2 separate regions of the Homo sapiens genome follow, and region 2 is linked to region 1. A link is a loop called in an ENCODE intact Hi-C map of the cell type or tissue named here. Cell type or tissue: CD4-positive, alpha-beta T cell. All regions are shown on one strand. Each heading gives the region's core, and the rest is flanking DNA. Links, peaks and the distances in the headings are about the cores only.

Region 1 (2,917 bases), core at 283-2,782:
CTGAGAACCCTATCCTTTTACATTCAAGTCACACATTCCAGAAGGAGAGCACTTTTGTATGCACCATCTCACTTAAACCTCATAATGACCTTGTGAAACAAGCAGAGCAAAGCTTATCACTCTTTAACCTAAGAAGAAGCTCAAACCAGTTCAGTGATTTTCCCAAGGTTACCCATCCAGCAAATGTCAGGACTAAAACCCAGATCTCATCATGAAGGGCAAACTCCCATGATTCAGAGACGACTGAGGCTTGTGTAGCCCAGAAAGAAAAGAATTGCTCAAGTTTGTCCTACATTTCAGGATGAAAGACCAAATGTCGTGATTTCTACACTGTGCTGAATTAATACTTTTTCTTAATTTTTTTTCTGGCCTACTTCATTTCCCCAATAGGTTATATTCTAAAGGCAGTCAAAGATTATAAGATAACGTTTCTGTAGGTAGGGGGAAATAAGAGCTGTTGAAATGACCTGAGTGTCATCTCTATCTCTGGGGACAGATACCATCTCACGACTTCTATCTGCCTAAGAGAAGTTAAGCAAGAAGGTGCAGAGCTTTATTAAGCAGAGAAACATTAGACCTTTCAGCTGCTTGTGCCATCTAATTACCTGTGACTCCTGGCATCACATGCAAGCTTTATTACTGCATGTGTGAAAACTGCAAGTCCTGCTTTCGTATCTGCCCTTTGAAACTCCTCCAAACATCTACCTCTACTCAATTTTCAGTACAGCTAGAATCTTACCCTCTATGAGCAAAGAAGCTAATTTCTCAATTATGCTTGAAATTTAGTAATTCTAGGAACAATTTTTTTTAGAGCTTAGATCCTTATGGGCGTAAAACACTCTGATTGTGTTTAAGGATTCTACCTTTTATCAGTGTCTCCAGTGGGTTTGAACAGAATTACTTCCTTTGGCAGTTTTCTGGAACTCTCTATAAATTCATTTTACTAATGTTCTGTTGAACAAACCTGTTCTATCCTCCAACATTGAGTTGGTTTTTTTTTTTTTTTTTAGAGACAGGATCTTGCTCTGTTGTCCAGGCTGGAGTGCAGTGGCATGATTGTAGCTCACTGCAGTCTGAAACTCCTGGGCTCAAGCAATCCTCATGCTTTAGCCTTCTGAGTAACTAAGACTACAGGTGCGCACTACCATGCCACGCCCCGAATTGGTATTTTTAAAGAAAGTATTCTCATCATGAAAATTTCTGCTTTGCTATAGGAAGCACTAGATAAAGTTGTTTGGTTAACACCAAGTGAAACTAGTGTTATGTATAGTAATGCATCTCAACATATTTACTCTATTTGATAATGAAACTGATTTACTTCTGCTTTTAGAGAGAGGGAGAGATGAATGGATGGTTCCTTGAGTGTTCTTCATGTATTTATTTATTTATTCAACTCACATACATTAAATACCTACTTTATGTTTCCTAGGCATTTGGGGGTCGCAATAAAGAGTAGTAAAGGTTCCTGACCTCAAGAAGGTTATACTCTAAAGGGAAAGAGTGGTGGGCAGTCACAGCCACAAACCAATGAATTTCAGGTAGTGAACACTGTCATACAGAGAGAAACTGAGAAATTTGAGTGGGGGATTGTGAATTGCTGCTGCCTTGGGTGGATTAGTCAAGGAAGATCTCATTTGAGGAGGCGATATTTGAACAAGATCTGAATGAAGTGAGGAAGGAAGCTGTGGGGCCGTGGAGGGAACAGTGTCCCAGGTGGAAGAAAACAGCCAAGACCCGGAAGTCACCATGGGCTTTAGAGACAGCAAGGAGACCCGGATGTCTGGAGCCGAATGAGGAAGGCAAAAGTGGAAGAGGCCACCAGGGGGCAGACTGTGCAGAACCTATGGGACTTCATAAGGACTTTGGATTTCACTGGAAGAGTAATGGATGAGGCTAGAAGGTTTGGGGCAGGAGAAAAGCATCATCTGACTTACCTGTGAGCAGGTTGACTGCACACCGGTGGATGGACCGTGGTGGGGGTGAGCTGGGAGCAGGCAGGCAGGACAGGGCTGTGGCAGTCGGTAGTGGCTGTGGCTGGGCTGATAGTGGTGGGCTGATAGTGGTGGAGGTTGTGAGAAATGGTTGGATTGTGGGTTAATTTTTGAAGTTTGAGCCTATCAGTGGGAGAACAGGACACTAAGAAGGACAGAGTAAGTGGCGTGTCCTTTAAATGAGATGATCTCAATATCCCCAGAAAGTGGCTCCTGTTTTTACTCTATCAACATCCATTTCCAAGACCCTGCCTCATTGCCTGTCAGAGTGTCGGGCCCTGGAACGCTCCAGCTGTGATAATGTCGTGGCCCTCAAGGACCACCCCCTCCCCAACCATGGAGGGACAAGCTAAATCCCTCCTTCATCACCACCGCCTGTTCCAGGCCACCATGGGTGCACACCCAGACTTCCTGTAGTAGTTTCTCCCATGGCCTCCCTGGCTGGTCTTTGCCTCACCTGCCCACTTTGCACACAAAAGCCACAACAATCTTTCTTTAAACCTTAAAACATTCTTTACATTGACTCTCCCTCTTTTCCTTCATTACATTTATTTTTAAAAGAAATTTTATTTCATAACTATACAGGGAAAATTAGCAGAACTGACGACAGATAGAAAGTAAACATGAAAACAAATACGATAGGTACAAAACAAGGTTGTCGAATTCCAGCTCATTTATTTGACAGCCTCTTACCCTCACAACCATGCTTTGTTATGACCATTATCTCATTTTAATCCTAAGTAAACTGAGTCCCAGAGAGATCAATTGATGTGCCAAAGTTCATAAAGCAAGGCAGGGAATGTACCACCCTAGTTTCCAGAGTTAAATGCCAGGCTGAGCCTGTGTTTTTGTCTTTTCCTCATCCTCTATAGTGGAGTCAGCAAAGTACAGCTCATGGGCCAAGTCCAGCCCAACATCTGTTTTTG
Region 2 (2,917 bases), core at 112-2,611, 1.0 Mb after region 1:
AGGAGTGTTGCTCGAACAATGAGTCCACATGATCACAATTTGCGTAAGTACTAGGCCTAGCCAAAAAACAAAACAAAACAAAACAAAAAGAATGCAATAAGTTATGGACTCTTGTACATTGTAGTGGAGTGAATTCCTCAACAGCTTACGCTGTATTATATATTACTGTATTAATCTCTAAATACATTATCACTTATTTATTCATGCATTGATTTATTCATTAGTTAACATTTGTTAAGCACCTACTTTCCTGTTGGTGCCGCAACAACAGAGATGAAGAAAACAGGCATGATCTGTTTCCTTTGGTGCTCTCAGTTTAACAGGGACACAGAATTCAAAAGGGAATATACCAGGGAGGCGTAGAAAGCTGCTTTAGGGGGCAGCGGATGCTGCTCTTGTCTGGGAGATGGGTGCGTTTGAGGAAAGCTTGTGTCTTAGTCAGTCTATGCTGCTACAACTAAAGTCCTGAGTCTAGGTAATTTATAAACAATAGAGATTTATTCCTGACAGTTCTGGAGGCTGGAAAATCCAAGATCAAGGCACCTGTAGGTTTAATGGCTGGTGAGAGGTCCAGTCTCTCCTTCTAAGATGCCAACTTGTTGCTGTGTCCTCTGCAGGGCAGAATGCTATGTCCTTACATGGTAGAAGAACAGAAGAGAATGAACCTTGATATGGTTTGGCTGTGTCCTCACCCAAAATCTCATCTTGAATTGTAATCCCCATAATCTCCATGTGTCAAGGGAAAGACCAGGTGGAGATAATTGAATCAAGGGGGCGGTTTCGCCTACTCTGTTTTCGTGATAGTGAGTGAGTTCTCACGAGGTCTGATGGTTTTGTGTTTGGTAGTTCTTCCTGCATTTATTCTTGATCTTGCCGCCCTGTTAAGAAGGTGCCTTGCTTTCCCTTCACCTCCCGCCATGATTGTAAGGTTCCTGAGGCCTCCCCAGCCATGTGGAACTGCGAGTCAATTAAACCTCTTTCCTTTCTAAATTACCCAGTGTTGGGCAGTTCTTTATAGCAGTGGGAGAATGGACCAACACAAACTCGTTCCCTCAAGCCCTTCTATAAGAGACCCAATCCCATTCTTGAGGGCTCTGTCCTCAGACTTAAAGACCCCCGCCTCATTGTAAAACCACATTGGCCATTAAATTTCAACTACGAACTCTGGAGGACACATTCAAATCATAGCAGCTTCCTTGATGGGAGTAACATAGACGCTGAGTCTTAAGGATAGGCAGACGGTAGAATGCAGCTGGCTGAACAATAGGAGAAAGGCATCATAGGCAGCAGGAAAAGCAAGTGCAAAGGCCCTGAGGCAGGAGGGAGCGTGTAGCATTCACAGAATGGAGGCCCAAGAGGGTGAAGCACAGTGAGTGAGGGGAAAGATGGTCCAAAACAAGGTCAGGGAGGGAGGCTAGGCCCTGGTAAGAAATTTAAGTGCAATGGGAAAACAATGAAACATTTCAAACAGCGTTATGGAAAAACCATTTGCAAAATTGTTTAGCTAAATACAAACTGACAGTACTTAACATTACCCAGCACAGTAAGATTCAAAAGAAGTGCAAAATATTCGGAAGGTGGATTTGAATGATTTAAGTCTGGGGAACACTGTCATGTTCCTCGGGTGCCCTCTGCAGGCGCCAAACCAAATTGCTGCGTGATCCTGGGGATTTGCTCCTTCTTGCCTCTCACTCCTCATGGCCAGCATGGAAGAGGAATCTGATCAAGGTTTCCTTTTTAAATCTTAGAACCAGGAGCCTGGAGCAGGTGTTGCAGGTTTTGGAGGGCACCCAGGTGCGTACTGCCAGGAAATGATGTGATAACCTCATTCTCGCTTTGTGACAAAATCTAAATTAAACTGGGACATGTCTGGACAATTTTGTAGCTTACATACCAATTCAAACAGGTTTTTTTTTTCTCTTCATTTTCCAGTCAATATACTGACCATTTCTGTCCTTATATCTTCCTCACGGAGTGTTCCTGATGGTAGTCACACAGTCTTTTATTATAATTTTATGAGTTCTTGTTGGAGCGATTAATAGCATTTATACTAATAAAACTTTCTAACATACTGTATAATTTACTTATATGTTTTGGTTATGATCTTTTTCCTATCAATAGAATGTAAGCTACATGAGGACAAAGAGTTTTGTCTGTTTTTTCAGTGTTATGCCCTCAATGCTGAGCACCTGCCCTTCTTGGTCCAAGCAACATCCCACTGATTCCACAGTCCTCAGGGACCACTCCAGCAAGATTCAAGCTCTTTCTCCCCTGGACTCGCCCCAGGGTTGCAGCTTCTGGTGCTGTGACTTTGGTCATATGTTTGCCAACCATAAGCTTCATGATGCCAAGCACCTTGTCTGCTTTATTTTTCTGCTTGCAATAGCACCTAGCATGGTAGAAATTTCAAACAAACACACGCATAAATGCTCTCATTTAGGTATGTTAAAACAGAAGGCTGGGAGTTACAAGTTCATATACCTGGAGGGCCTCACAGGTGAGCACATGGATGGGCAGGTGCCCTACATGTACCTGTGTGCGCTCTGTGAGTGGGGGGGTCTGCCAGGCCCAGGAGAGAGCCTGCTGGCCGAATGTGCCAGGCCAAAGCAGCACCAGCAGCTGCCCATCAGGCAGAAACACAGGTGCAATGTCACCAGGATGCTGATTGTACCAGCTCAAGCAAAACTAAAAATCTCAAATATTGGTTCCACTAAAGAAAAATACCATATGGGTCAAAGAAAACATAGCCTGGATCCAGTCAGTGGGAGGCCAGTTTTCAACCTGGCATAAGGGAAAGTCTTTCCAAATGGTCATTGTTGATTCTCCTCCCTGACCTGCAGGATCCACATGCTTCCACTTGTACCCCATGCTTCTCCCCGGAGAGCCAGGGACAGTCCCCAGCTGGAGAAAGGACCAG

The links. A loop is a pair of places that touch in the nucleus more often than their neighbours do. Peaks named below come from ENCODE experiments on the same cell type or tissue, not always from the same donor. Only the 100,000 strongest peaks of a DNase experiment are listed, where the experiment ranks them.
Region 2: it touches region 1 in a loop (5-fold over the local background); 3 of 110 quality-filtered maps call a loop at or near these places.

Annotation. Positions count from the first base shown.
Region 1 is chr20:53,156,416-53,159,332 of GRCh38, forward strand. All of the region lies in intron 1 of TSHZ2 (teashirt zinc finger homeobox 2), which reads left to right. Among named protein-coding and RNA genes, the nearest start is that of TSHZ2, 190 kb to the left of the region's middle. RefSeq lists a silencer at 1,005-1,124. In CD4-positive, alpha-beta T cell, for the core only: CTCF peaks have their summits at 1,821 (motif pointing right) and 2,021; a DNase peak (open chromatin) is centred at 1,816.
Region 2 is chr20:54,198,198-54,201,114 of GRCh38, forward strand. No RefSeq gene overlaps it. Among named protein-coding and RNA genes, the nearest start is that of PFDN4, 8.4 kb to the right of the region's middle. In CD4-positive, alpha-beta T cell, for the core only: a CTCF peak has its summit at 1,625 (motif pointing left); a DNase peak (open chromatin) is centred at 1,634.